2 separate regions of the Homo sapiens genome follow, and region 2 is linked to region 1. Evidence: read pairs that join two places in POLR2A ChIA-PET (ENCODE). Cell type or tissue: endothelial cell of umbilical vein. All regions are shown on one strand. Links, peaks and the distances in the headings refer to the core of each region. The heading gives the core; the rest is flanking DNA. Region 1 has its middle 72 kb from the start of LINC00910. Region 2 holds the start of NBR1 (NBR1 autophagy cargo receptor).

The links. ChIA-PET counts read pairs that join two places held together with the same protein. Peaks named below come from ENCODE experiments on the same cell type or tissue, not always from the same donor. Only the 100,000 strongest peaks of a DNase experiment are listed, where the experiment ranks them.
Region 2: POLR2A ChIA-PET joins it to region 1 with 19 read pairs; 31 of 35 experiments call an interaction of 5 or more read pairs at or near these places.

Annotation. Positions count from the first base shown.
Region 1 is chr17:43,310,137-43,323,889 of GRCh38, reverse strand. No RefSeq gene overlaps it. Among named protein-coding and RNA genes, the nearest start is that of LINC00910, 72 kb to the left of the region's middle. RefSeq lists enhancers at 234-741, 742-1,245, 1,246-1,752, 7,215-7,847, 7,848-8,485. In endothelial cell of umbilical vein, for the core only: no CTCF peak of the experiment used is centred there; no DNase peak of the experiment used is centred there.
Region 2 is chr17:43,163,486-43,179,182 of GRCh38, reverse strand. NBR1 (NBR1 autophagy cargo receptor) reads right to left here and starts at 7,969. Exons shown (of 21, transcript NM_005899.5): 1 at 7,881-7,969; 2 at 3,282-3,392; 3 at 1,185-1,247. The coding sequence starts at 3,383. It overlaps LOC101929767 (a long non-coding RNA gene), which reads left to right and starts at 8,780. Exons shown (of 2, transcript NR_110868.1): 1 at 8,780-9,057. LOC124900391 (a long non-coding RNA gene) reads left to right here and starts at 8,219. Exons shown (of 2, transcript XR_007065760.1): 1 at 8,219-8,767; 2 at 11,334-15,697. It also overlaps a transcript of BRCA1 not described here and the pseudogene BRCA1P1. RefSeq lists enhancers at 7,829-7,938, 8,259-8,368, 8,619-8,668, 8,939-9,148. In endothelial cell of umbilical vein, for the core only: no CTCF peak of the experiment used is centred there; DNase peaks (open chromatin) are centred at 6,902, 7,372, 8,062 and 8,812; H3K4me3 peaks cover 3,120 bases; H3K27ac peaks cover 3,112 bases.

The DNA.
Region 1 (13,753 bases), core at 6,372-11,371:
GGCTCCATGGTCTTGTGGTAGTGCCTCTTCCTCGGAAGGCACCTGTTATTTAGAACACTTTGGTCTAGCGGTAATGCCAGTGCCTGGGAAGGCCCTGGTTACTTAGCAGGCCTTGGTCTAGCGGTGGCCCCAGTGCCTGGGAAGGCACCCGTTACTTAGCAGACCCGGAAAGGGAATCTCCCTCTCTCCAGGGGAGACAGAGAACGCTCCGCTCCACCACCTCTTGTGGGAGGTCTGACATTAGCCAGGCCGGCCCGCAGTCATCCGGAGGCTCCAACGTCTGTCTCCCTGTGATGCTGTGCTTCAGTGGTCACGCTCCTTGTTCACTTTCATGTTCAGCCTGTACACCTGGCTCCTCCTTTTAAGTTCTTAGAAGACAGCAGTAGCAGAACTAGTAGGAGTACCACAGTCTTCGATCTTTCTGATAAGTGCATAGAAGAAACGCTGACGTTTGCTGTCCTCCCTCTCCACCTCGGCTACCACAAAGGGAAAGGCCCCCTGTCCAGTGGACACGTGACTCGCGTGACCTATCGATCATTGGAGATGACTGGCACTCCTTACCCTGCCCCCTTGCCTTGACTACAATAAATAGCAGCGCCTCCAGGCACTCGGGGCCACTACCTGTCTGTCTCCGCGCTTTGGTGGCAGTGGTCCCCCGGGCCCAGCTGTCTTTCTTCCTATCTCTTTGTCTTCTGTCTTTATCTCTTCGATCTCTCGTCTCCGCACACACGCGAAGAGAAAACCCACAGACCCGGTAGGGGTGGACCCTACATTATCTCAGCTACAACATAATCAGGATATTCACGTGGACTACTGAGTCTTTCGGTGCCCCCTTGCTGTTTTAGTTTTGTCCTGCGGCCGAGTGTTTCCCTCGCTTCACGCCAACACAATCTCCGCCGCCCTGTCTTGTCATCCCCATTCTACAGCCCAGCACGGTGTAGTATGGCAGCCGCTAGCCACAGGTATCTAGGGAGCCCTGGAAATGTGGTCAGTTCTAATGGAGCTGCGCTGTTAAGTGTGAAATACACATGGGATTTTGACGGCAGTGGGAGCAAAATTCTCCCAATTTTTTTTTTTTTTTTTTTTTTTTTTCAGACGGAGGTTCCGCTCTTGTTACCCAGCCTGGAGTCCAATGGCGCGATCTAGGCTCTCTGCAACCTCCGCCTCCCGGGTTCAAGCAATTCCCCTGCCTCAGCCTCCCGAGCAGCTGGGACTACAGGCATGTGCCACCACGCCCGGCTAAGTTTGTATTTTTAGTACAGATGGGGTTTCTCCACGTTGGTCAGGCTGGTCTCCAACTCCCGACCTCCGGTGATCTGCCGAGCCGCCGCCTCCCAAAGTGTTGCTTGCGATTACAGGCTTAAGCCACCGCTCACCCTGGCTTTTTTTTTTTTTTTTTTTTTTTTTTTTTTTACAGACAAACTCTTGCTCTGTCGCCCAGGCTGGAGTGCAGTGGCGCGATCTCGGCTCACTGCAGCCTCTACCTCCCGGGTTCCAGCGATTCTCCTGCCTCAGCCTCCTGGGTAGCTGGGATTACAGGCGTAGGCCACCACGCCCAGCAAATTTTTCCTATTTTTAGTAGAGACGGCGGTCTCATCCTGTTAGCCAGGATGGTCTCCATCTCCTGACCTCGTCATCCGCCCCCCTCAGCCTCCCAAAGTTCTCGGATTACAGGCTTGAGTCACCGTGCCCTGCCTTCTGTGAGGCTTTTCTTTCCAACATCTCTCTCTCTTTTTCTTGTCTTTTTCTTTTCTTTTCTTTTTTTTTTTTTGTGTCGGAGTTTTGCTCTTGATTCGCGTGTTGGAGTCGAATGGCGCGATCTCGGCTCACTGCAACCTCCACCTCCCAGGTACAAGCGATTCTCCTGCCTCAGCCTCTGGAGCAGCTGGGATTACAGGGATGCGCCACCACGCCCAGCTAATTTTGTATTTTTAGTAGAGGTGGGGTTTCGCAATGTTGGGCAGGCTGGTCTCTAACTCAGGTGATCTGCCTGCCTCGTCCTCCCAAAGTGTTGGGATTACAGGTGTGAGCCACCGTGCCGGCGATTACAGAATTTCTTTTTTTCTTTCTTTCTTTTTTTTTTTCGTGATGGAGTTTCGCTCCTGTTGCCCAGGGGAGTGCAATGGCAGGATCTCAGCTCACCCCAACCTCCGCCTCCTGGGTTCAGGCGATTCTCCTGCCTCAGCCTCCTGAGCAGCTGGGATTACAGGCATGTGCCACCACACTTGGCTAATTTTGTATTTTTAGTAGAGACCAGGTTTCTCCATGTTGATCCGGCTGGTCTCAAACTCCTGACCTCAGGTGATCCTCCTGCCTCGGCCTCCCAACATGTTGGGATTATAGGCGTGAGCCACCACGCCTGGCGGTTACAGAATTTCTAAGCAGCAAACATTCAAGAGGTGACTTTGGTGCTGTTAAAAGCATCCAGGATTTGTTGTTGTTTTTGCTATTTTTGTTTTTTTGAGATAGTCTCTGTTGCCCAGGCTGGCATGCAGTGGCAAGATCTCGGCTCACTGCAACCTCTGCCCGCAGAGAATCAAGTGATTCTCGTGCCTCAGTCTCCTGAGTAGCTGTGATTACATGTGCCTGCCACCACACCCAGCCAATTTTTGTATTTTTATTAGAGATAGGGTTTCACCATGTTTGCCAGGCTGGTCTCAAACTCCTGATGTGAATTGATCTGCCCACCTCAGTCTCCCAAAGTGGTGGGATTACAGGCATGAGCCATTGTGCCCAGTAGCATTCTGTTCTTATTTTTTTTTTTTTTTTGAGACGGAGTCTCGCTCTGTCGCCCAGGCTGGACTGACTGCAGTGGCGTGATCTCGGCTCACTGCAACCTTCACATCCTGGGTTCAAACAATTCTCCTGCCTCAGCCTCCCGAGTAGCTGGGACCACAGGCGCCCACCACCACGCCAGGCTAATTTTTGTATTTTTAGTAGAGATGGGGTTTCACCATATTGGCAGGCTTGTCTCAAACTCTTGACCTCGTGATCTGCCTGCCTAGGCCTCCCAAAGTGCTGGGATTACAGGGATGAGCCACCACATCTGGCCAGCATTCAGTTGTAAAAGTGAAACAGACCAGGAGCAGTGGCTCATGCCTGTAGTCCCAGCCCTTTGGGAGGCTGAGTTGAGCAGATCACAAGGTCAGTAGTTCAAGACCAGCCTGGCCAATATAGTGAAACCCCATCTCTACTAAAAATACAAAAATTAGCAGGGTGTTGTGGTGGGCTCCTGTAATCCCCACTACTTGGGAGGCTGAGGCAGAGAACTGCTTAAACCCAGGAGGCAGAGGTTGCAATGAGCCAAGATCACGCCACTGCACTCTGGCCTGGGTGACAGAGCAAGACTCCATTAAAAAAAAAAAAAAAAGTTAAAATGAGCATACAATTTCAAAAAATTTGCAGCCTGACAATGCGGTAGAAAAGAAAAACCCAGGCCGGGTGCAGTGCCTGATGCCCGTAATCCTAGTACTTTGAGAGGCTGAAGTGGGCAGATCATGAAGTCAAGAGATTGAGACCATCCTGGCCAACCTGGTGAAACTCGGTCTCTACTGAAAATACAAAAATTAGCTGGGCATGGTGGCACACACCTGTAGTCCCAGCTACTCGGGAGGCTGAGGCAGGAGAATCGCTTGAACCCGGGAGGCGGAGGTTGCAATGAGCCGAGATTGTGCCAGTGCACTCCAGCCTGGCAACAGATCAAGACTCCATCTCAAAAAAAAAAAAAAAAAAAAAAAAATTCAGAGGAGAAATTCAAGCTGGCCTCAGAAATTTGCATAAGTAACGAGAAGCCAAATGTTAATCATGAAGACAGTGGGGGGAAATGTCTCCAGGGTATGTCAGAGACCTTCATGTGGCAGACCCTCCCATCACAGGCTTGGAGGCCTAGTAGGAAAAAATGGTTTCATGGGCTGTGCCCAGGGCCCCCCTGCTCTGTGCAGCCTGGGGACTTGGTGCCTTGTATCCCAGCTGCTCCAGCCACAGCTAAAAGGGGCCAAGGTGCAGCTCAGGCTGTGGCTTCAGAGGGTGCAAACCCTAGGCCTTGGCAGCTTTCATGTGGTGTTGTGCCTGCGAGTGCACAGAAGTCAAGAATTGAGGCTTGGGAACCTCTGCCAAGATTTCAGAGGATGTGTAGAAATGCCTGGATGTCCAGGTAGAGGTGGGCTGCAGGGGTGGAGCCCTCATGGAGAACCACTGCTAGGGCAGTGCAAAGGGAAATTGTGGGGTGCAAGCCCTCACACAGACTCCCAACTGGGGCAGTGCCTAGTGGAGCTGCAAGAAAAGAGTCACTGTCCTCCAGACCCCAGAATGGTAGCTCCACTGACAGCTTGCACCTTGCTCCTGGAAAAGCCACAGACACTCAAGGCCTGCCTGTGAAAGCAGCTGGGAGGGGGGGCTATACCCTGCAAAGCCACAGGGGCAGAGCTGCCAAGGCCATGGGAGCCCACCTCTTGCATCAGTGTGACCTGGACATGAGACATGGAGTCAAAGGAAATCATTTTGGGGCTTTAAGATTTGACTGCTGCCAGGCATGTCGGCTCACTCCTGTAATTCCAGCACTTTGGGAGGCCAAGGTGGGAGGATCGCTTGAGTTCAGGAGTTCAAGACCAGCCTGGCCAACATGGTGAAACTCCGTCTCTACTAAAAATACAAAAAAAATTAGCCAGGCATTGTGGCATGTGCCTGTAATCCCAGCTACTCAGGAGGCTGAGGCAGAAGAATTGCTTGAACCCGGGAGGTGGAGGTTGCAGTGAGCCAAGATCATGCCACTGCACTCCAGCCTGGGTGACAGAGCAAGACTCCATCTCAAAAAAAAAAAAAAAAAAAAAAAGATTTGACTGCTCCACTGGACTTCAGACTTGCATAGGAGATCTGTAACCCCTTTGTTTTGGCCAATTTCTCCCATTTTGAACAGCTGTATTTACTCAATGCCTGTACCCTCATTGTATCTAGGAATTAACAAACTTGCTTTTTTTTTTTTCTTTTTGAGACAGAGTCTCACTCTGTCACCCAGGCTGGAGTGCAGTGCCATGATCTTGGCTCACTGCAACCTCTGCCTCCTGGGTTCAAGCGATTCTCCTGCTTCGGCCTCTCGAGTAGCTGGGATTACAGGCATGTGCCACCACGCCCGGCTAATTTTTTTGTATTTTTAGTAGAGATGGGGTTTCACTATGTTGGCCAGACTGGTCTCAAACTCCCGAACTCAGATGATCTGCCTGCCTTGGCCTCCCAAAGTGCTGGGATCACAGGCATGAGCCACCATGCCCGACCCTAACTTGCTTTTGATTGTACAGGCTGGTAGGCGGAAGGGACTTGCCTTGTCTCAGATGAGACTTTGGACTGTAGACTTTTGAGTTAATGCTGAAATAAGACTTTGGGAGACTGTTGGGAAGGCATGATAGGTTTTGAAATGTGAGGACATGAGATTTGGGAGGGGCTACAGCAAAATGATATGGTTTGGCTGTGTCCCCACCCAAGTCTCATCTTGAATTGTAGCTCCCATAATTCCCACGTGTCATGGGAGGGACCCAGTGGGAGGTAATTGAATCATGGGGCCAGGACTTTTCCATATTGTTCTCATGATAGTGAATAAGTCTCACAAGATCTGATGGTTTTATAAAGGGGAGTTCCCTTGCACAAGTTCTCTCTCACCTTCCACCATGTAAGACATGCCTTTCACCTTCCACCATGATTGTGAGGCTTCCCCAGCCACGTGGAACTGTGAGTCCATTAAACCTCTTTTTCTTTATAAATTACCCAGTCTCCGGTATGTTTTTATTAGCAGCACGAGCACAGACTAATGCAGACTTATTGGGCCCCAGGTAGCAAATGTGGGATGTCTATTTTCCCCCAGCTTGCCCAGGGTTAAGGTGAGCCCAGTCAGCTTCCACCAGTTACACTCAGTGACACAGGTGCAGTTTGTTAGAGTTGGTGCAGTTAGATTAGTTGGAGGTGGGCCCAAGGACTTTGGGGATGCGGGTTGAGGGGGTGGGGAGTGGGGTGACAGGTACCAAAGGGTAGCAGAGGGAGGGATGGTAGAGGTGATTGGAGAGTGTGACCCTCGAAGTGGATGGGGTTATGGCAATCGACAATGACATGACCTAGGGTTAGACCAGGGAAGTGAGTGGCTGGGGTAGTCAAAGCTGAGGTCAAGGAATTGGGGAACCAGGGTGTCGATTGATGACAGGAGTTATGCTGGAGAAAGTCAGTGCTCCAGGAGCTAAAAACCTTCAAGGAATAAAGTAAGTGTTGGCATGGAGTGACCAGCAGCCAGGAGAGACAACAGCAACAAGGAGAGGTAGTGGGCAGCACAGGTGCAAGGCACAATGGAGTGAGAGGTGGGGAGAGCAAACAGAAAGAGGAAAGCAATGTCTTCAGCGGGAGGATAGAGCAAACGAAGAAAGGGGGGCCGGGCACAGTGGCTCACACCTGTAATCCCAGCACTTTGGGAGGCCAGTGCGGGTGGATCACCTGAGTTTGGCAGTTTGAGACCAGCCTGACCATCATGGAGAAACCCCATCTCTACTAAAAATACAAAAAAAATTTAGCCGGGCGTGGTGGCACATGCCTGTAATCCCAGCTACTCTGGAGGCTGAGGCAGGAGAATCGCTTGAACCCAGGAGGTGGAGGTTGCAGTGAGCCGAGATCGCACCATTGCACTCCAGCCTAGGCAACAAGAGTGAAACTCAGCCTCAAAAAAAAAAAAAAAAGAAGAAGAAGAAGAAGAAGAAGAAAGGAGGCTGGGAATAGGGAGGATGGTAGGAAAATTAGCAAGGTTTCAGGAATCAGACATGGGATAAGAGACCGGAGCTTCTTGTGACTGGCGGGCATAGGGCAGAAATGCAGAACTGTGGGATCGTTCTACAGTGAGTGGCAGATACCTGGAAGGCAGCTGCAGCCTTAGGTCTTGGCTCTCACTAATTGGGTGATGTCACCTCTGTCCAAGCAGTCGATCCCAGGAGCCTCCGAAGACCACCAGAGCAGTCCTTAGTGCCAGGTGAGTCTGCTAAAATAAAAACACAACGCTTTGCCGAGAAGCGGGGTAAAAAAAAGCTTTATCGCCGGCTGCAATCGAATTTCGGGGACAGGCCGGGTGCAGTAACTCAGGCCTGTAATCCCAGCACTTTGGGAGGCCCAAACGGGTGGATCACTTTGAGGCCAGGCGTTCGAGACCAACCTGGCCAACATGGCAAAACCCCGTCTCTACTAAAAATGCAAAAAATTAGCCAGTCATGGTGGGCACGTGCCTGTAATCCCAGCTACTCAGGAGGCTGAGGCACAAGAATCACCTGAACTTGGGAGGCAGAGGTTGCAGTAAGCCCAGATCTGGCCACTGCACTCCAGCCGGGGTTGGGGGTTGTGGGGGACAGAGTGAGACTATCTTAAAAAAAAAAAAAAAAAAAAAAAAAAAAAAAAGGAAGTGGAGACTAGCCACAGACCCAAAAGAAAACGAGCAAAAATGTAAAGCCTACTTTTGGCAATTGCTCATGTGGAGAGGAATGAATGCAGTGTTCTTGAAATTATTGAAATATTAGATCCGGAAGCTGAAGTGGGAGAACCATCTGAGTCCAGGAAGTCGAGATCATAGTGAACTCTCATCCCGCCACTGCACTCCAGCCTGGATGACAAAAGTGACACTCTATAAGACAAAAAAAAAAAAAAAAAAAGGCGGGGAGGGGGCTGGTCACACATACTCTCACCTAGACAAGGATATTGACGACCAATTCTGAAGCATGATATAACGCAATAAGAACGTGAATATAACAAAGTATAACCTTTAAAACACAACGCTCACTCACCTAAAAAATCGTTCACCTTTGTTTGAAGTACTACAACCTCCCAACCCCACCGTTTTCTCCAAAAACCCCCTCAACACAGCATTCTCAGAAACAAAAAGAAAGAACGCACACACTAAGCTAGGAAAAACACACATAATTACACCTCACCACAAACAGAGATCTGGAAAAATTTGTCGAATCCAGCATCTTTGCCTTCGCCATTACCACCCTCATATCACCATATTACACCCACGGTGAGCAACGATAGGGGCAATTGACAACTTCGTTTCTCAATAGGCCTGTTGAAAACAGCAAGCCTTTGGGCATGGTTTATAGTTGGCTACGTTTTCAAGTGAATTCTCAGCTCTGTTTTTGCCCCGTGGCTGAAGCGCCATTTCTAATTTGCATGTCTCGCCCTTTCCCGCGTGGGTAGGCGTGGCTACGGCGATCTGAGTCCCCGCTGCGGTCCAGCTCTGCTCGCAGCGGCCGGCCGAAGCTGGGCTGGGGCTCCCGGTCTGGACCATCCGGGGGTCAAGACAGTGGTCAGGGGGAAATGCGCGTGGGCGTCACTAGCGGTCTGTGGAAGGGAGTTGGAGGAGAGTGGTCCGAGCTCTTTTGAGGAAAGCCATCAGGTCATCACTGTAAAGACTGGAGCGTCCCGCGGCCTGGCTGGGTCCCAAGCGAAGGCGGAGCCGACGAGGCCCCGCCGCCCCCCACCCCCTTCCCGGGGCCACAGAGAGAAGTCGGGTCGCGAGACCGCGCCGAGGGGGCTGCCGCCCTGGGAGTCACAGCCCCGTCCGCGCGCCTTGCCCTGTCGGCGGGGCACTGGGGGCAAACCACTTAACCTCCGGACTCTGTTTCCCCAGCTGGAAAGCAGAAACACCAATGCCTACCTCGTGGGGTGGAGGGAGCAGAAACGGAGCCGAGGAAGGGACCGTGGCTCGGTAGTCTGCAATGTGAGTCAGAGTTTCCCACAAGCTTCCCCAGAAGGGGTCATGACTGTGAAATGACTGAGACAATAAAATAGGAAGCATTTACTGTTTGGCTTAGGCTCTGTGTTAAGTGCTCTCCTCATTACAAACTTGCAAAAGTTACATACAGATGCAGAAGCTGAGGCAGAGAGGTTAAGCAGCTTGCCCAAGACCACAGGGAGGTAGGATTTGAACCTAGGTGCACTGGCCACAGCATCTTCCCCATCACTCCATCCACCTGTGAAGCAGAGAGCCTAGAGCCAAAAATGGATACCTAGAGAAAGATAATTTGTTCTTGTGTGTCCAGCACTCTGTGAGACAAAGCACTGAGCCTGAGACACAAGTCTTCTGTCTGCAGAGAGGCAAGAACCAAGCTGTCTGCTGCAGCAGTTGAGAAGAGCCTCGGCCCTGGCACTGTGGCTCATGCCTGTAATCCCAACACTTTGGGAGGCCGAAATGGGAGGATCACTTGAGCCCAGGAGTTCGAGACCAGCCTTGACAACAAAGTGAGAGCCCCATCTCTACAAAAAAAAAAAAAAAAAAAAAACCAGAAAATCTACCGGGCGTGGTGGAGCAGGCTTGTAGTCCCAGTGACTGGGGAGACTGAGCTTGGGGGACTACTTGAGCCCTGGGAGGACCACTTGAGCCCTGGGAAAACAGCTTGAGCCCCAGGAGGCCAAAGTGGCAATGAGCTGTGATCAGGCCACTGCACTCCACTCCAACCTGGGGGACCGACTGAGACCCTATCTCAAAAAAAAAAAAAAAAAAAAAAAAAACAAATAGCCAGGCAGGGTGGCTCACACCTGTAATCCCAGTACTTTGGGAGGCCTAGGCGGGCAGATCATCTGAGGTCAGGAGTTCGAGACTGGCCTGGCCAACATGGTGAAACCTCCTCTCTACCAAAAATACAAAAAATTAGCCAGGCGTGGTGGTGGGCACCTGTAATCCCAGCTACTTGGGGGGCTGAGGTGGGAGAATCGCTTGAACCCAGAGGCGGAGGCTGTAGTCAGCCACAATGGCACCATTGCACTCCAGCCTGGGAGACAGAGCAAGACTCCGTCTCAAAAAAAAAAAAAAAAAAAAAAAAGTCGGGCATGGTTGGTGGGTGCCTGTAATCCCAGCTAATCGGGAGGCTGAAGCAGGAGAATTGCTTGAGCCTGGGAGGTGGAGATTGCAATGAGCCAAGACCATGCCACCCACTGCACTCCAGCCTGGGCAACTGAGCGAGACGCCGTATCAAAAAAAAAAAAAAAAAAAAAAAAAAGCAAGGGAAAACAGCTTAGGCAAGTCACTCCTCTGAGGCTTATTTTTTTTCCTGTATAAAACAGGAATCTTAAAATCTAGTCTGTAGTCCTGGCGTTCTCTACCCTCATCCACACAGGGTCTCTGTTCTCTTTTACCTGGCTTTATTCTACTCGGTGGCACCTGTCACCCCACATTTTATACAATGATACGTTTATTGCATTTTAGCATAGTAGAATGTAAGCTCCAGAGCAGGAATCTTTGTCGCTTGTTCACTTTTATATGACTGGCACCCTGAACAATGCCTGGCATATAGTAGCCACTCAGTATATATTTTTTGAATGAATGAATGAATATTAAATATATTAATATTTCCTACAATAGAAAGTGATTAGTAAATCTCCTGGCTTGTGGTAAGTATCATGACCCTGCAGGGCTCACTATTTTACTGCCTCTCTGCTCATTTTCGTGTTTATCAGGCCATCTTTTGCTTGCTAATTTGGTTTCCCAGGTACTGTTTTTTGTTTTTTTATTTTAGTAGAGATGGGTTCTCTCTATGTTGCCCAGGCTGATCTCAAACTCCTGAGCTCAAGCAATCATCCTTCCTCAGCCTCCCAAAGTCCTGGGGTTACAGGCATCAGCCATCATTCCCAGTCCCCGGTATTGTTTTTGAGTACTTAGGGGAGCCAAGGGGAAACTTCCGTCTTTGCCCTGTGAAGGTTCAGTGAAAAATCACTGGCACGAGGCAGATTAACAGGAGAAAAGGCATATAATTTTGTTTTTAATGGTATACATGAGAGTCTTCAGAGCAAAGACCCAAAGATACAGAGAAAATTGTCCGTTTTAATGCTTAGGGTCAATAAAGTATGGAAGGCCATGTAGAAATATGACTGGACAAGAGGACATGCTGTAAGGAGAATACAATGAGTGGGGAAATCCCTAAGGCTCCTGTCTGTCCAGGTTTTATTTTATTTTTTTTCCCAACACAGTCTCACTCTATTGCCCAAACCGGAGTGCAGTGGCGTGATCATAGCTCACGGTAACCTCAAACTCCTGGGCTCAAGAGATCCTCCCATCTCAACCTCCTAAGTAGCTAGGACTACAGGTGTGTGCCACCACACCCAGCTAAGTTTTTTAAGTTTTTAATTTTTTGTAGAAACAGTGTCTTGCTGGCCGGGCGCAGTGGCTCACGCCTGTAATCCCAGCACTTTGGGAGGCCAAGGTGGGCGGATTACAGGGTCAGGAGATCGAGACCATCCTGGCTAACATGGTGAAACCCTGTCTCTACTAAACATACAAAAAAATTAGCCGGGCGCGGTGGTGGGCACCTGTAGTCCCAGCTACTTGGGAGGCTGAGGCAGGACAATGGCGTGAACCCAGGAGGCGGAGGTTGCAGTGAGCCAAGATCGCGCCACTGCACTCCAGCCTGGGCGACAGAGCGAGACTCCGTCTCAAAAAAAAAAAAAAAAGAAAGGAACAGTGTCTTGCTATGTTGCCTTTTGAGACTCAAAGTGGAAATTTCTTGAAGCCTTTTTCATCTCTTTGTCTTCAGCCACACTTTCCATGACGAGCTGTTGCTGTCTGTCACTTTCTCCTTTAGACTTTTGCCAGATAGAGGATCTTGAACTCCTGGCCTCAAGCGATCCTCCTGCCTCAGCCTCCCACAGTGTGGGAATTACAGGCGTGGGCCACCATGCCTGGCCTGTCCAGATCCTTGTTGGCTTCTCTGAGCATGTATTCCTTCCTTCTGCGTGTCGGGCAGGATGCTCTGTGGAATGGGGGTCTTATGACCTACAGTCAAACAAAGTAGGTCAGGTAATTTCTTTGTGGCCAGTTTTTACAGATAGGACAGAGGGAAAACCAGAGTAATATTTTTACACTTGCAGGCTGGCTTTGGAGAAAAGGGCTTCTGGTTTCCATGACCTGCCTCAGGGAAGAGGGATTTTTGTGTCTATGGCTAGCTTCAGGGGAGAATGGGACTGGGGGAGTCAGAGAAAAACTTTTTACTTCTGAGGCTGCTGCTGAGGCCTTCATTTTAGGGTATTGTTTTCTGAGCCCACTGTATGCCACTGAGTATCTACATTTTCTTTTCGGTGTTTCAACAATCCCAAATGCAGCCAGGTGCGGTGGCTTACCCTTGTAATCCCAGCACTTTGGGAGGCCAAAGTAGGAGGATCACTTGAGCCTAGGAGTTTGAGACCAGGTTGGGCAACATAGTGAGACCTCATCTCTACAAATAATAATAATAAAAATAAGGCCAGGTACAGTGGTTCACACCTATAATCCTAGCACTTTGGGAGGCCAAGGCAGGAGGACCACTTAAGCTCAGGAGTTCAAGACCAGCCTGGGCAACATAGTGAGACCTCATCTCTATTAAAAATAGTAATAATAGGCCGGGCGCGGTGGCTCACGCCTGTAATCCCAGCACTTTGGGAGGCCGAGGTGGGCGGATCACGAGGTCAGGAGATCGAGACCATCCTGGCTAACATGGTGAAACCCCGTCTCTACTAAAAATACAAAAAATTAACTGGGCGTAGTGGCGGGCGCCTGTAGTCCCAGCTACTCCGGAGGCTGAGGCAGGAGAATGGCGTGAACCCGGGAGGCGGAGCTTGCAGTGAGCTGAGATTGCGCCACTGCACTCCAGCCTGGGCGACAGAGCCAGACTCTGTCTCAAAAAAAAAAATAGTAATAATAAATAAAATAAGATAAAATAAAAGTTAGCTGGGCATGGTAGTGCATGCCTGTGGTGCCAGCAACTTGGGAGGCTGAGGCAAGAGCATCACCTGAGCCCAGGAGGTCAAGGCTGCAGCAAGATGTGACTGGACCAGCACACTCCAGGCTGGGCGACAGAAAAAAAAAAATCCCAAATGCAACATGTTATTTATCCCATTTTATACTTGATGAAATTGAGGCTGCCTAGACTGACTTCCCAAAATCCTCAGCCTTCTGCTTCCTCCTCCCAGAGTATAAAAGGGACCCCCACTTTTGGCTGGCAATTTTATATCTTTATGATCAGTGGATCTTTATTCTCATCCACCTTAGAGGAAAGTGGGTCAGGGTTTATAATCTCCATTGAACAGATGAGAAGGCTGAGTTTCAGGAAGGAAATTCGAGCTAACCAAATTTTCCAAGAGACTGACTTACCTCTGTGATACATATTGAAGAAGGTGGAAACCTGAATGCTGAGGATGGAATGTGAAGAGCCTGGCACAATGATTAAGATCACAAGAGGGCCCATGTGGAGTGGCTCATGCCTGTAATCCCAGCAGCACTTTGGGAGGCCCAGGTGGGAGGATCACTTGAGCCCAGGAGTTTGAGACCAGCCTGGGCAACACAGTGAGACCCCATCTTTTTTTTTTTTTTTTTGAGACGGAGTCTTGCTCGGTCGCCCAGGCTGGACTGCAGTGGCGCAATCTCGGCTCACTGCAACCTCCACCTCCCGGGTTCACGCCATTCTCCTGCCTCAGCCTCCTGAGTAGCTGGGACTACAGGCGCCCACCACCACACCTGGCTAATTTTTTGTATTTTTAGTAGAGACGGGGTTTCACCATGTTAGCCAGGATGGTCTCGATCTCCTGACCTCGTGATCCGCCCACCTCAGCCTCCCAAAGAGCTGGGATTATAGGTGTGAGCCACCGCGCCCAGCCAGTGAGACCCCATCTCTACAAAAAACAAAAATATTAGCCAGGTGTAGTGGCACACACCTGTAGTCCTACCTACTCAGGAGGCTGAGATGGGAGAATCGCTTGAGTCCAGGCATTT
Region 2 (15,697 bases), core at 5,931-10,930, 140 kb after region 1:
ATAACAGTTAGGAGCTTGAGTTCTACAGCCAGAGGGTATGGACTGAACGGCTACTTTACTACTTCCAAGTTTTTGTGCATTTGGACAAGTTATTTTCACCTCTCTGTGCCTCAGTTTCCTCATGAGTAAAATAGTGATGATAATAATGTACTCAATACATGGTACTGTGGCTAGTCTGACACACTGTAACCACTCAATAAAGCTTAGCCATTAGCCTGAGCAACAAAGTGAGATTCCATCCCTCCAAAGAATTAAAAAATTTTGCCAGATGCAGAGAGGTATGTCCTAGCTACCCAGAAGGCTGAGATGGGAGGATTCCTTGAACCCAGGAGCTCTAGGTTGCAGCAAGCTATGCCAATGCACACCAGCCTGGGCAACAGAGTGAGACCCTCTTTAAAAAAAAAAAAAAAAAAAGCTTAGCCATTATATTTGTATTATTATAAACTAAGTGGTAGCTTGTGCTATATGTGAACTTAAGGTCACTATATAATTTTAAAAGTTATCTTGGCCAGGTGTGGTAGCTCACAACTGTAATCCCAGCACTTTGGGAGTCCGAGGTGGGCTGATCGCTTGAGCCCAGGAGTTCGAGACCAGCTTGGCCAACATGGTGAAATACCGTCTCTACTAAAAATACAAAAATTAGCCAGGCGTGGTGGTATACACCTGTAATCCCAGCTACTCAGAAGGCTGAGACAGGAGAATCACTTGAACCCAGGAGCTGGAGGTTGCAGTGAGCAGAGATCGCACCACTGCACTCCAGCCTAGGTTATGGAGTGAGGCTTCATCTCACAAAAAAAAAAAAAGAAAAAAAAAAAAGGTTCTCTCAGGCCAGGCCAGGCATGGTGGGTGTCTCACACCTATAATCCCAGCACTTTGGGAGGCTGAGGTGGGAGGACTGCTTGGGCCCAGGAGTTCAAGACTGGCCTGAGCAACATAGTGAGACCCTGTTTCCTTTTTTTTTTTTTAAGTGAAAGTTATCTCTGAGATATTCTTCAGTGTTGCTTCTCCATTTCTCAACTCCATCTCAGATGCTGCAAGTCTTCTTAGAATATTCAGTTATCAAATATATTTAAACCACCACACAAATAAGCTAAACACTATTTTGAATTATTAAAGCCCATATCACTGGAGAAATAAGATCCCTATTCTGAACACCTAGCAATAAGTGCCATAATATATTTTACCTCTTCATTTTCCTCATCCAGGTATTTTATTTGAATAGTATTCAGATCAAATGAAACTTTTACCTATAAAAGAGATACATATTTAAAGGCAGGTTATAATGTACACAGAAGTCAAAGTAAAAAAAACCCACAAAATCAAAAGACAAACAACAAACAACCTTAATAACCCATAACAAAGGGTTAATATCTGCAACACACCCAGAGTACCAGCAAAACTGCTAATGATACAATTAACAACCCAGGTAAAAATATACATAAAATTCATACAAGAGGAAATCAGAACACCTAACAAATACATCAGAAGACTTTCAAACTTTCTGGTGGTCAGAACAATGCAAATTGAAGCAATGAGATGACATCTCATCAGAATACCAAACTGTGTGTGTGTGTGTGTGTGTGTGTGTGTGTGTGTGTGTGTGTGTGTGTTTTGGGTGGGGTGTGGGGTAGGGAACAGCAAATGTTTTTTAAAGCCATAACATCCAGTGTTGTCAAAACTTCAGGACACTGTCATGTATTTCTGTGTGCTGCTACAATTGTTCTGCAAAGCATTTGGCAGAATCTATTAAAATTTCAAATAAAATGCTTTGTGACCCATTAATCTCACATTTGTATAGGACAGAGTTTATCCTGTAGAACAGTGTATAAGTTATGTGTATAGATGGATATCTCCTGAAGTTTCAAGATAAGAAAAAAAAAAAACGAAAAATATCTTTTTTTTTTTTTTTTTGAGATGGGTCTCACTCTGTCGCTCAGGCTGGATTATAGTGGCTTGATCTTGGCTCACTGCAGCCTCAACCTCCAGCACTCAAGCAATTCGCCCACCTCAACCTCCGGAGTAGCTGGAACCACAGGTGCCTGCTACCAGGCCCAGCTAATTTTTGTATTTTTTTGGTAGAGATGGGGTTTTACCATGTTGCCCAGTCTGGTCTCAAACTCCTGAGCTGAAGTGGTCCACCCATCTTGGCCTCCCAAAGTGCTGGGATTCTAGGCGTGTGCCACTGTGCCTGGCCAAATAATGTTTATAGTATGATCCTAGTATGATATCTGCATGAACATGGAAAATTTAAAGTACATACAGGGCTGTTAACATTGGTTACCCAAAGAAGGTGGGAGTAACAGATGAGGGGGGGGAGAATGGAGGGCTATTAACTGCTTGAGATGGTTTCTCTTCTTAAAATGGGCATGTATTATACTTATACAATTTAAAATTTACAAGGAAGAAAAAAGGCAAGCTGTCAGCTCATTTAACTACTAGGAAAAGAAAGATAACTGATTTTCACATCTTTTGGCAAACAAGATCTAACTTCTTTCTGAATCCAATCTTTTTTTTTTTTTTGAGACGGGTCTCACTGTCACTGATAGGACAGTATGAACAGGTATTTGCTGGAAGGCAGACAACTACCTCAGATCATCTTTTAAGATCTACCATTTCTTTCCCTTTTTAGTTATCATCAGATATAACCAGGTAAACGTAGATTTTTACCAAAGGGTTTCAGAGAGAAACACAGTCAACACAGGAAGTAAAACATTCACCACTGCAAACTGAACAAAAACAGAAGAGTACAAAGGGCAAACCAAGAGGAGGAAAAGCCTTAGCAAAAAAACGGAACAGGTGAACTGCTGTCTAAGCAGGTATGAAAGTTTTTCCTGCTCAACTCTGAGATACTCAACCTCTGACCTAGCAATAAAAACAATTGATAGGCTCTTGCAAAACACAAGTTATATCCTTGTGCAAAACACAAGTCATATCCTCACACAAGAGAACATTTCCTTGGGATCTGGTTGGGTGGAGTCCACACCAATTCACTCCTCATACTGGTTCTAAAATTAATAGGTTTTCTAAATCCTATCTCACTAAAAACAATTTTACCTTCCCTTTCTAAAATGTTCAAAAGGAAATTTATGTGTTGGTTCCCTTTATTGGGGCACATCTCATATATGAATACTGAAACCCTATCAAAAGCAATTTTCCAAAAGGCCCAGAAATGGTAACTATGACAGACTTCACAGCTATGAAACAACACTGCTAAAAATAGCTACCTTTGGAAAAAATAACCATGCTTAAACCAAGGAGAAACAAAATAAAGTAACACTCACCATAGCTTCGATATCAGCCCAAGTTGTATTTTCTGGATCAGAAACCAGAAAGCTTTGAATTTCATTTTTAAAAGTCACATTTAGAGTAACCTGTGGTTCCATGCTGTGAGGCTAGGGTTGAGAAGGTTGGTGGGAGAGAGAGAAAAACACATTAGAAAGGGTTCTATAAGTTGCACTAAAAGTTCACTCAGCAAATACTTGTGAGGACCCAATATGGGCTGGGCTTGGGAGACAGCAATGAACAAAAGAAACACTGTCCCTGTTCTTACGAAACTTACCATCACTGTTAAATAGGAATTGTTTCAGGAAAGAAAGATAGGCTAAAACCATGCCATAAAGACTTGTACTTAAGTCACAAAAATTATTCTTGAAGTTATTAGGAACTTCCACATGTTGGAAACATGTGGAAACAGAAGTATGCTGAAAGTATTTAAATTTTGACCACATTCCCAGAAATCATCTAGCATTTGTAAAATCCTTACGGTACTTTATGATGACTGGTTAACTAAACAAATACTTACTAGTAGCAGGACATACCAACATGGATAAGAGAGATAAGGTCTCTGCCCTCAGGGAACTTGTATTCTTGTATGACTTGAGAGTGACATTCTACATTTTTCTTGCAGAAGGAGGGTTGTCCTAACTTGAGAACCTAGGTTTTCTACCAGTTTTACGAACTTACAGGCCAAAACACTAGCCAAGAAACTACACAGAGGTAGCATTCAATGCCCTCCATCCAAGTTACTATGTTTTTTCACAATCTACTGATTTTTTATTTTATTTTATTTATTTATTTATTTTTGAGACGGAGTCTCGCTCTATCGCCCCAGGCTGGGGTGCAGTGGCACGATCTCAGCTCACTGCAACCTCCACCTCCTGGGTTCACGCCATTCTCCTGCCTCAGCCTCTCGAGTAGCTGGGGTGCCCGCCACCACATCCGGCTAATTTTTTTTTTTTTTTTTGTATTTTTGGTAGGGACGGGGTTTCACCGTGTTAGGCAAAATGGTCTCGATCTCCTGACCTCATGATCTGCCTGCCTTGGCCTTCCAAAATGCTGGGATTACAGGCATGAGCCACCGCACCTGGCCTTGTACTGATTTTTTAAATGGGGGATTTCAAACATATATAAAAGTGGAGAGTAATAAACACTTAGTTAAACCAACAATCAACTCAAGGCTATCCTCATTCACATATACCCCCGCATCTCCCACTTCTGCCCCAACAATGAACTGACCATAGTCAACTAATGTTTTAACCAAACTATAATAATATAATTATTTTATATTATTGTATTTATTTATTTTGAGATAGAGTCTTGTTCTGTCGTCCAGGCTCAAGTGCAGTGGCACAATCTTGGCTCACTGCAACCTCCACCTTCTGGTTTCAAGCGATTCTCTCACCTCAGCCTCCTGAGTAGCTGGGACTACAGGCGCCCGCCACCACGCCTGGCTAATTTTTTTGTATTTTTAGTAGAGACGGGGTTTCACCGTGATAGCCAGGATGGTCTCGATCTCCTGACCTCGTGATTCCACCCACCTCGGCCTCCCAAAGTGCTGGGATTACAGGCGTGAGCCACCATGCCCGGACTATTTTTTAAAATATTTTTATGGGAAAATTTAAATCTATACAAAAGTAGAGAGAATATAATGAATCCCTATGGACCCATAAGCTAGCTTCTTTCATAATTATCAACTCAGGACCAATTTGCTGTAACCAAAGGTTTACAGCAATACCCTTTCCCTACTAGATTATTTTGACAGACATCTATGCTTTTATCCATTAAGAATTGAGTATGTACCTCTAAAAGATAAGAATTTTTTAAAAACAGTCTAGATATCATTATCATGCCTAACAAGTTAACAATTCCTTAATCAGATTTCTATTCTGATCATTATGTTTTTAATTAAGGATTTTGTTTACTGATGAATGGTTACGTTTAACTGGTTTTTATGACTTTATGAAAAAATAGCTTAGGTTGAGAGGAACAAGATATGAAAAAATAGCTTAGGTTGAGAGGAACAAGATTAAGTCCCAGGGATTTACAGCGTGGTCTGCGGGGGTGGGGGTGGGGGGCAGAGGGGAGGCGGAGGAGCACACAAACTGGGAAGACTTAGCTTCCAGACATACCTCCGGCCCATTACTAGACATAAAACTGTGAGCAGGTCAGTTCGCTTTTGAGCTTCGGTTCTTTAACCTATAAAATAGGTCTAATACGTCTGCTTTGACTATCTCACAGTGTTACCATAAGGATCAAATTAAAAATGTGTACGCAAGTTCTTTCAAAATGTCATTCAAATATAAAAAATATGATAATAAAGGCCAAGCACAGTGGCTCATGTCTGTAATTCCAGCATTTTGGGAAGCAGAGGCAGGCAGATCGTTTGAGTCGAGTTTGAGACCAGCCTAGCCAACATGGTGAAACCTCGTCCCTACTAAAAATACAAAAATTAGCTGCGTGTAGTGGCGCAGGCCTTTAATCCCAGCTACTCAGGAGGCTGAGGCAGGAGAATTGCTTGAACCTGGGAGGCAAGGTTGCAGTGAGCCAAGATCATGCCACTGCACTCTCGCCTGGGTGATAGAGCGAGACTCTGTCTCAAAAATAAAATAAAATAAAAAACTGGACGGGTGTGGTGGCTGATGCTGGTAATCTTAGCACTTTGGGAGGCTGAGGCGGAAGGATCATGAGCCTAGGAGTTCAAGACCAGCCTGGGCAACAAAGCCAGACCCTGTCTCCTTAAAAAAATTAAGTTCAATTAAACATTTTAAAAAATAATAGGGCCGGATGTGGTGGCTCACGCCTGTAATCCCAGCACTTTGGGAGGCCGAGGTGGGTGGATCACGAGGTCAGGAGATCGAGACCATCCTGGCTAACACGGTGAAACCCCGTCTCTACTAAAAATACAAAAAATTTAGCCAGGCGTGGTGGTGGGCGCCCGTAGTTCCAGCTACTCGGGAGGCTGAGGCAGGAGAATGGCGTGAACCTGGGAGGTGGAGCTTGCAGTGAGCCAAGATCGCGCCAATGCACTCCAGCCTGGGCGACAGAGCAAGACTCCATCTCAAATAAATAAATAAATAATAATAAACCAGTCTTTAGAACCATAAACCTGTACTGTTTTCCACAATGTAATGCACTGCCCTGTAAAATACTACAATTAAGACTGTCATTTAAAGGCACTTTTTTGAAACCCTAAGACAATTATCCCCCAATTTTCTCCATTCTTTGTTTCTACCAAGAACCAAGTTCACCACCAAAATAATATTAGTCTCTTAACAACAATCCTGCTGACATCTAGTATTCATTCATATGAAATGTAATTATTGGGGTCCTTAAAATTTGAGAATCTTTGTCAATTCCCCAGGACCTTAGGCAAAAAATCAAGGAAATGAAGTGACTCAGTCCGCCAAAAGTGGGTATTCTGAAATATCACTTTCCAACTTCAAGAAACACACTTCCCTACTTGTGAAGGAAATGAATCTTCCTCTCTTTTTCTCAAATTACACAATTGGAAATTTAGATACTCTGGAGCTCCTCCAGCTGGTGGGCCAACTAAGAGAAAACAGGAAGTGGGAGATTCTAGCTTGGCTGGACCATATCCAGGTCTTCATAAGGAACTCTCTTTGGCTGACATGTAAAAAAATTCTTTCAGCAGGAGCATTAATCTTAAACGTGTGTAAACACCAAAGCTATGGTTAACCCTATCTGCCCCTTAGGTCTACAGCCAGTAGAGTCAGATAGCTGGGTCTTAGGCCTTCAGCTTTCATAACTGGCATTATTGTAAGTCCATGCCACTGACTCACCTTTGCTTGGCACAAGTTAGCTTTTCCTCCACGTCGATTTTTTTTTCAGCCTCAACAAAATCCCTTTAATGAAACAGACCTGGCAACCTGAGCTTTGATTACTGTCTCCACCAGAGGCCTTTACAAGCCAAGTTATCCAGGCTTTAAAATGTGTGACCTGAGGCCGGGAGCGGTGGCTTATACCTGTAATCCCAGCACTTTGGGAGGCCAAGGCACGAGGATCGCTTGAGCTCAGCAGTTCAAGCCCAGCCTGGGTTGGTCTTTGAGAAAGCAAGACTCTGTCTCAAAAAAGTGTGGCCTGAAAGCTGAGTGTTTGACAAAAAGGAAAAACAGTGCCTTTCCAAAACCGAAGGTCCCTAACCAAGGAGATCTCTTTAAGGTCTCGAAAAAACGAGGATGGGATGAGAAGGATGTGTAAGTAGTGTCATTTTTTTACTTGCAGAGTTCATCCTAGTCTTCCAGTTTTCGTTTCCTAGCACTCCATGTTCCCAAGACAGTGTCACTACCCCGAGGGCTCTCTCATTTTCTTTGCCTAGGCCCTCATTCCACTGGGGAGTCGTGGCCTTCCATCAGTAGAAGCCGGATGTTCTGACCCACAGACTCTCCAACTCTCCGGCGCTTCTCGCCAACTCGGTCCCTCTGAACATGAAGGGCTCTCTCATCCTGTCACTAAAAAGATTAGCTGTCCCGAAACACGGAAAAAGTCGCCCCTCTTCTTTGCAGGATTCCTCCCTTGAACTTCCCCAAACCCTCTTAGCGTGACGTGACCCCACCCCTAGGTAACCGCAGCTGCTTCCTTACCAGCTTCCCGCCCCCGGGGGGCGCCTGCCGGAGGCCAATGCAAGGACCGTCCGCTACCGGCTCTGCCGCTATCCCTGTGGGGTGAATCTAACATGGCGGATAAAGACAGTAACTAGTCCCCTGTTTCTCCGAGTGTTCGCCAAGATGATTGGCTCTCACCACTTGTCCCTCAAAACGACCACGCCATTGATTGGTGGAGATTGCGTCGATGGGGCGGGGCAGAAGCAACCTGAACCCGAACAACAATAACAAACATTGAGGCTGAGGGGCGGAACTAGGAGTGCGCAGATGTGGGCCAGAGCGGATTTCCCCTTCCCCAGGCAAATTCGGCGCCCACTGCGTCCCCGCAGGCCACTGACCTTAGAGGACTACTTGCCCGAGACTCGTGGGGCTGGATGGGAATCGTAGTCTTCCTAGGAGTTGTAGGTATCTTTTTTTGGCCTAGTCTCTGCTCTCAAGATAGGAGAACATAACAACACTCCAATCCATTACTGTTGACATGTATAAGCCCGCGGAGGTCTCCAATCTATCCACTGGATTTCCGTGAGAATTGTGCCCGCTTTGGTATTGGATGTTCCTCTCCATAAGACTACAGTTTCCAAGGAACAGTGTGGCCAAGGCCTTTCGTTCCGCAATGCATGTTGGAAATAGTAGTTCTTTCCCTCCACCTCCCAACAATCCTTTTATTTACCTAAACTGGAGACCTCCATTAGGGCGGAAAGAGTGGGGTAATGGGACCTCTTCTTAAGACTGCTTTGGACACTATCTTACGCTGATATTCAGGCCTCAGGTGGCGATTCTGACCTTGGTACAGCAATTACTGTGACGTAATAAGCCGCAACTGGAAGCGTAGAGGCGAGAGGGCGGGCGCTTTACGGCGAACTCAGGTAGAATTCTTCCTTTTCCGTCTCTTTCTTTTTATGTCACCAGGGGAGGACTGGGTGGCCAACCCAGAGCCCCGAGAGATGCTAGGCTCTTTCTGTCCCGCCCTTCCTCTGACTGTGTCTTGATTTCCTATTCTGAGAGGCTATTGCTCAGCGGTTTCCGTGGCAACAGTAAAGCGTGGGAATTACAGATAAATTAAAACTGTGGAACCCCTTTCCTCGGCTGCCGCCAAGGTGTTCGGTCCTTCCGAGGAAGCTAAGGCCGCGTTGGGGTGAGACCCTCACTTCATCCGGTGAGTAGCACCGCGTCCGGCAGCCCCAGCCCCACACTCGCCCGCGCTATGGCCTCCGTCTCCCAGCTTGCCTGCATCTACTCTGCCCTCATTCTGCAGGACTATGAGGTGACCTTTACGGAGGATAAGATCAATGCCCTTATTAAAGCAGCCAGTGTAAATATTGAAACTTTTTGGCCTGGCTTGTTTGCAAAGGTCCTGGCCAACGTCAACATTGGGAGCCACATCTGCAGTGTAGAGGGGGGGAAAAAAACGTGACTGCGCGTCGTGAGCTCGCTGAGACGTTCTGGACGGGGGACAGGCCGTGGGGTTTCTCAGATAACTGGGCCCCTGGGCTCAGGAGGCCTGCACCCTCTGCTCTGGGTTAAGGTAGAAGAGCCCCGGGAAAGGGACAGGGGCCCAAGGGATGCTCCGGGGGACGGGCGGGGGAAAGTGAATTTCCGAAGCTAGGCAGATGGGTATTCTTATGCGAGGGGCGGGGGCGGAACCTGAGAGGCATAAGGCGTTGTGAACCCCCCGGGGAAGGGGGCAGTTTGTAGGTCTCGAGGGAAGCACTAAGGATCAGGTTGGGGGCACAGTGTGTCCGAGGAGGAATCCTCCTGATAGGAACTGGAATGTGCCTTGAAGGGGACACCATGTGTATAAGAACATCAGCTGGTCGCCGGGGATGGTGGCTTACGCCTGTATTCCTAGCACTTTGGGAGGCCAAGGCGGATGGATCACGAGGTCAGGAGTTCGAGACCAGCCTGACCATCGTGGTGAAACCCCGTCTCTACTAAAAATACAAAAATTAGCCGGGCGTGGTGGCGCGCGCCAGCTACTCAGGAGCTGAGGCAGGAGAATCGCTTGAACCCAGGAGGCGGAGGTTGCAGTGAGCCGAGATCGCGCCATTGCACTCCAGCCTGGGTGGCAGAACGACACTCCGTCTCAAAAACAAACAAAGAAATAAACACCGGCTGGTATATATGAGAAGATGGGCCCTTGCGGAAGAAGAAGTGCCAGGAATATGTCTGGGAAGGGGAGGAGACAGGATTTTGTGGGAGGGAGAACTTAAGAACTGGATCCATTTGTGCTATTGAGAAAGCGCAAGAGGGAAGTAGAGGAGCGTCAGTAGTAACAGATGCTGCCGGCAGGGATGTGCTTGAGGGGGATCCTGAGATGAGAGTGGGTCGCTGGGAAAGGCTAGGGGCAGGGAGGCCTTGATTGGTGTTGGTTTGGTCGTTGTTGATTTTGGTTTTATGCAAGAAAAAGAAAACAGCCAGAAGCATTGGAGAAAGCTCACCACTTACCCGGTCAGTCACTCCCCTGTAGCTTTCTCTTTCTTGGAGAAAGGAAAAGACCCAAAGGGTTGGAAGCAATATGTGAAAAAATACAGAATTTATATTGTCTAATTACAAAAAGCAACTTCTAGAACCTTTAAAGGATTTTGTATTATTCTAAAACCTTCCAAATCTTAAATTTACCTTATTTTATTTTATTTATTTTTGAGACGGAGCTTCGCTCTTGTTGCCCAGGCTGGAGTGTAATGGCGTGATTTGGGCTCACCGCAACCTCTGACTCGTGGGTTCAAGCGATTCTCCTGCCTCAGCTCCCGAGTAGCTGGGATTACACGCATGCACCACCATGCCTGGCTCATTTTTTTGTATTTTTAGTAGAAACGAGGTTTCTCCGTATTGGTCAGGCTGGTCTTGAACTCCCGACCTCAGGTCATCCGCCCGCCTCGGCCTCCCTAAGTGCTGTGATTACAGGCGTGAGCCACCACGCCCAGCCCAATTTACCTTATTTTAAAATGATAAAATGAAGTTGTCATTTTTCTAAACCTTTTTAAAAGATACATGTTTTTCTAATGTGTTAAAGTTCATTGGAACAGAAAGAGATAGATTTATCTGCTGTTTGCGTTGAAGAAGTACAAAATGTCCTTAATGCTATGCAGAAAATCTTACAGTGTCCAATCTGGTAAGTCACCAGAAGAGGGTATTAATTTGGGATTCCTATATGATTATCTCCTATGCAAATGAACAGAATTGACCTTACATAGAAGGGAGGAAAAGACATGTCTAATAAGATTAGGCTATTGTAATTGCTGATTTTCTTAACTGAAGAACTTTAAAAGTATAGAAAATGAATCCTTGTTCTCCATCCACTCTGCCTCTCCCACTCCTCTCCTCTTCAACACAAATCCTGTGGTCCCTGAAAGACAGGGACCCTGTCTTGATTGGTTCTGCACTGGGGCAGGAATCTAGTTTAGATTAACTGGCATTTTGGTTTTCTTCTAGCTCTAAAACCAGCTCCATCACTTGAAATGGCAAAATAAATCATGAATGAGGCCGGGGGCTGTGGCTCACACCTGTAATCCCAGCACTCTGGGGGGCCGAGGCAGGCAGATCACGAGGTCAGGAGATCGAGACCATCCTGGCTAACATGGTGTAAGGGAGGAGACCACCCCTCATATTGTCTTATGCCCAATTTCTGCCTCCAAAGAAAGAAAAAGTAAAAACTAAAGGGCAGAAATGACATCCACAAGCAGACACCCCAGGTGCCACACCCTGGGCCTGGTAGTTAAAAATCAACCCCTGACCTGATTGGTATGTTATCTATAGATTACAGACATTGTATAGAAAAGCACTGTGACAATGCCTTTCCTGTTTTGTTCCGATCTAGTTACTGGTGCATGCAGCCCCCAGTCACGTACCCCCTGCTTGCTCAATTGATCACGACCCTCTCACGTGCACCCCCTTAGAGTTGTGAGCCCTTAAAAGGGACAGGAATTGCTCACTCGGGGAGCTTGGCTCTTGAGACCGGAGTCTTGCCGATGCCCCTGGCCTAATAAACCCCTTCCTTCTTTAACTCGGTGTCTGATAAGTTTTGTCTGCAGCTCGATTTCTTGGTTCCCTGACTGGGAAGCGAGGTGAATGGCGGATGGTCAAGGCAGCTCCTTAGGCGGCTTAAACCTGCCCTGTGGAACATCCCTGCAGGGGACTCCAACCAGCCCGAGCAACACGGATCCTGAGGGCGCTCCTGGTTAGGCATTTGCCCCACTGGGACGCCTCGCCAGAGCACTGTATGGCAGGCCCCCATGGAGGATCAACGCAGTGGCTGAACACCGGGAAGGAACGGGCACTTGGAGTCTGGACATCTAAAACTTGGTAAGAGTAGTCTTTGAAACTTGCCCACTCCATTTGAGTGGAAGCATGGCCTGATCACCCATGGCGTGCCTTTATTGGCACTTTGGTTTTGGTTTGAATTGCTTGACAGGATTGGTCTTGGGAACTTGCCTACTCCATTTGAGTGGAAGTGTGGCCTGATCACCCATGGTGTGCCTCTCCTGGCACTTTGGTTTTTATTTTTGACTTGACTTGGATTGCTTGATACTTTGGTTTTGGTTTTGACCTGGCTTGGATTTCTGGATACTCTGATTTTGGTTTGGTGCAAACTGCAAAACTGTGTGTGCGCCCTTTTTACCGGTTCTTTGTTTTGTGGTGTGTTTGTGGTGTGAGCGTGGTGTTTTGTCTTGAAGAAGCATAGGTCAGGCACGAATAAGCCCACCCCACTAGGAACTATGTTGACAAATTTCAAAAAAGAATCTGAGGGAGACTATGGAGTGCTATGACACCAGGAAAACTTAAAACTTTGTGTAAGATAGACTGGCCAGCATTAGAGGTAGGTTGGCCATTAGAAGGAAGCCTGGACAGGTCCCTTGTTTCAAAGGTATGGCACAAGGTAACCTATAAGCCAAGGAACCCAGACCAGTTCCCTTACAGAGACACTTGATTAGAGCTGGTTTTAGACCCCCCACCCCCAACACATAGTGGTTGAGAGAACAGCAGCATAAGTGGCTGGCAGAGGCAAGGAAAGACCAGCAGAGAGAGAGAAAGGAAAGAGACAGAGAGGAAAAGAGGAAAAGAGAGAGAGGAAGAGACAGGAAGAGACAGACAGAGAGTCAAGGATAGAGAGAGAGAGAGAGAGAGAGACACACACACACACACACACAGAGAGAGAGGAAGAGGCAGAGGCAAAAGGAAAGTCAAAGAGAGAGACAAAGTCAAAGAGAGAAAGAAAGAGAGAAAGAGAGAGAGATACAAAGTTAAGAAAAAAAAGCCATCTATACCAATTCTAATTTAGACAAAACAAGGTCTTATTAATAGCAAAGGATAATTAAAATCCCAAACTTAGAAGGTTTTCTTTTTATTATTATTATTATTATACTTTAAGTTTTAGGGTACATGTGCACAACATGCATTTTTTTAAAATTTTTTTTAAAGGTTTTCAACTAAAGTTTGCTAAAAGTTAACAGTGTAACATGTATATAGTAACTTATATTCTTGTGGCCTAGTCCACAAGACACAAAAAAGGTTCGCTTTGGAAAAGAATGGTTATCATCTTCGAAAAAAAAAAGGAAAAAAAGGGGGGGCGGAATTTATATAAAAAGAGTATTATATGGTAAATTCTTGTCCTGAAACAAATTAACTGGTTGTTTAAAGAAATAAATATTTGTAATAAGTCAGAAAGTTGAGGCATATCGAAGAATTGTCTGCGAAAGTCACGAAAGAGAAAAATGTTATAAAAAAATTTATGCAAAAAATGTTGTATAATTTAAAAGTAACTAGGCCTCCTGAATGTAAAACTGTTGAAAAAAAAAACAGTTTATATGCAAGGTGTATAAGAAAAGTAAAATATATCTTTGGTAAAAGAATTGTAAGGAGGCATAAGGATGTACATTTTCACCTACATTAAAAGGTTAAAAATAATTATTGTTTTGAAGATTTAAGCAAGTTTCAAAATGTTAATTGTAAAGAAAATTCTGTGTGTAAACATATTAGCTAAAGTTAAAGAAGTATCATCCAGTTTTTCTGTGAACTGGACATTAAAGTAAAAGCATAACAGGTTTTTTCTTAAAGCACCAACCTGCTCTTTTGCAAAAATTATAAAGGGTTAAAAAGAATCTATAAAATCTTACCTTATGGTCAAACATTAACAATTAGATACATATGTCTACAAGGTTTTATTAAAATTAAGTTTAATATTAATAACACACTAATATAAAGATAAAATTTAGCTTATCTGGTATAAAAATCATACGAGAAGCACTGTTAAATGTAAAATGGTATTTGGCTTTCTTTGGTTTAAAAACTAATAAAAATAGGTGCTAAAGGAAATTTCTCAGGAAAAAGGCACTAAGGACTATAAAGTCCACTGCCAAGGTCCCCACATTTAAAACAAAAGGTCAGTTCCTTAGAATTATATGCTTGGTTTATTTTCCACTTTCCTTTCTCTCAAAAACTAAAAGTCTTTTAGCACATGTACCACCCCTAGAATTTCTAGTAAACCAGCACCAGCCTGAAGATCACATTCTCATCGAAAGGTGGAAAGAAGAAAAACTCGAGCCAGCCTGGAAGGACCCTACCTTGTGTTGCTAACCACCAAGACTGCTGTTCGTACAGCAAAAAAGGATGGACTCGTCACACCAGAATCAAGAAAGTGCCACCCCCTCCAGAGTCATGGGCCACAGTCCCAGAGGAAAACCCTGCCAAACTAAAGCTACGAAAAATCTCTTTTCATCTATTCTATTACTCTTCTTTCTTTCCTCGTGCTATTGCTGACCATCTAGTTATTAACATAACCAAGTCAATTTCACCTCAAACTATTGCATTTAATGCTTGCCTTGTTATACCCTGTGGGGACTTGCCAAGTCAAAGACAGCTCTCTACTTCAGAAAAGTACTTCTGTCCCTCCTGACTCTCCTCAGACTGGACATTAGTAAACTAGGACCATTTAATCCAGGGAGATTTCGATAAAGACCCCAGTGCCAACCAGGAGTCTTGTCCCCTGATGTAGAGTTTTTATGCCGTAGTTGGTCCAACGTTCTGTGGACCACTAAAGAGCAAGAATGGACTGCCCCAACCAGTTTTTGTAATTTCCTAAAACCATACATTCGTTTTACTAGAGGATCATAGAAGTTAAAGAGTTAAAACAAACTTTACCAATGAAGACAGGATACCAAGATGCAAATGCCTGGTTAAAATGCATCAAATATTCCATCTGCACGTTAAACAAAAGCAATTGTTATGCTTGTGCACATGGCAGGCCAGAGGCCCAGATTGTCCCCTTTCCACTAAGGTGGTCCTCCAGTCGACCAGATGTGGGCTGCCTGGTAGCTCTTTTCCAGGATTCTACAGCCTGTATTAATAAGTCATGCCAAGCTCTCTCTGCTATATCCCAAAGTCCAGCACCCTGCGGGTCAGCCCCCGAGGGCCATCCATCCTCCATCTCCCAACACTAAGTTCACTTCATGTCTCTCACAACAGGGAGGAAACTTAGCGTTCCTTGGAGACCTGAAAGGATGCAGTTAGCTTAAGAATTTTCAAGAGCTTATCAATCAGTCAGCCCTTGTTCATCCCCGAGCAGATGTGTGGTGGTATTGTGGTGGACCTTTACTGGGCACTCTGCCAAATAACTGGAGTGGCACTTGTACTTTAGTCCAATTGGCTATCCCTTTCACCCTGGCATTTCATCAACCAGAAGGAAAAAAAGAAAGACATTGTAAAGCGAGAGAAGCCCCTTATGGGTCTTTCGACTCTCATGTCTATTTAGATGCAATTGGAGTCCCACGAAGAATACCAGATCAATTTAAAGCTTGAAA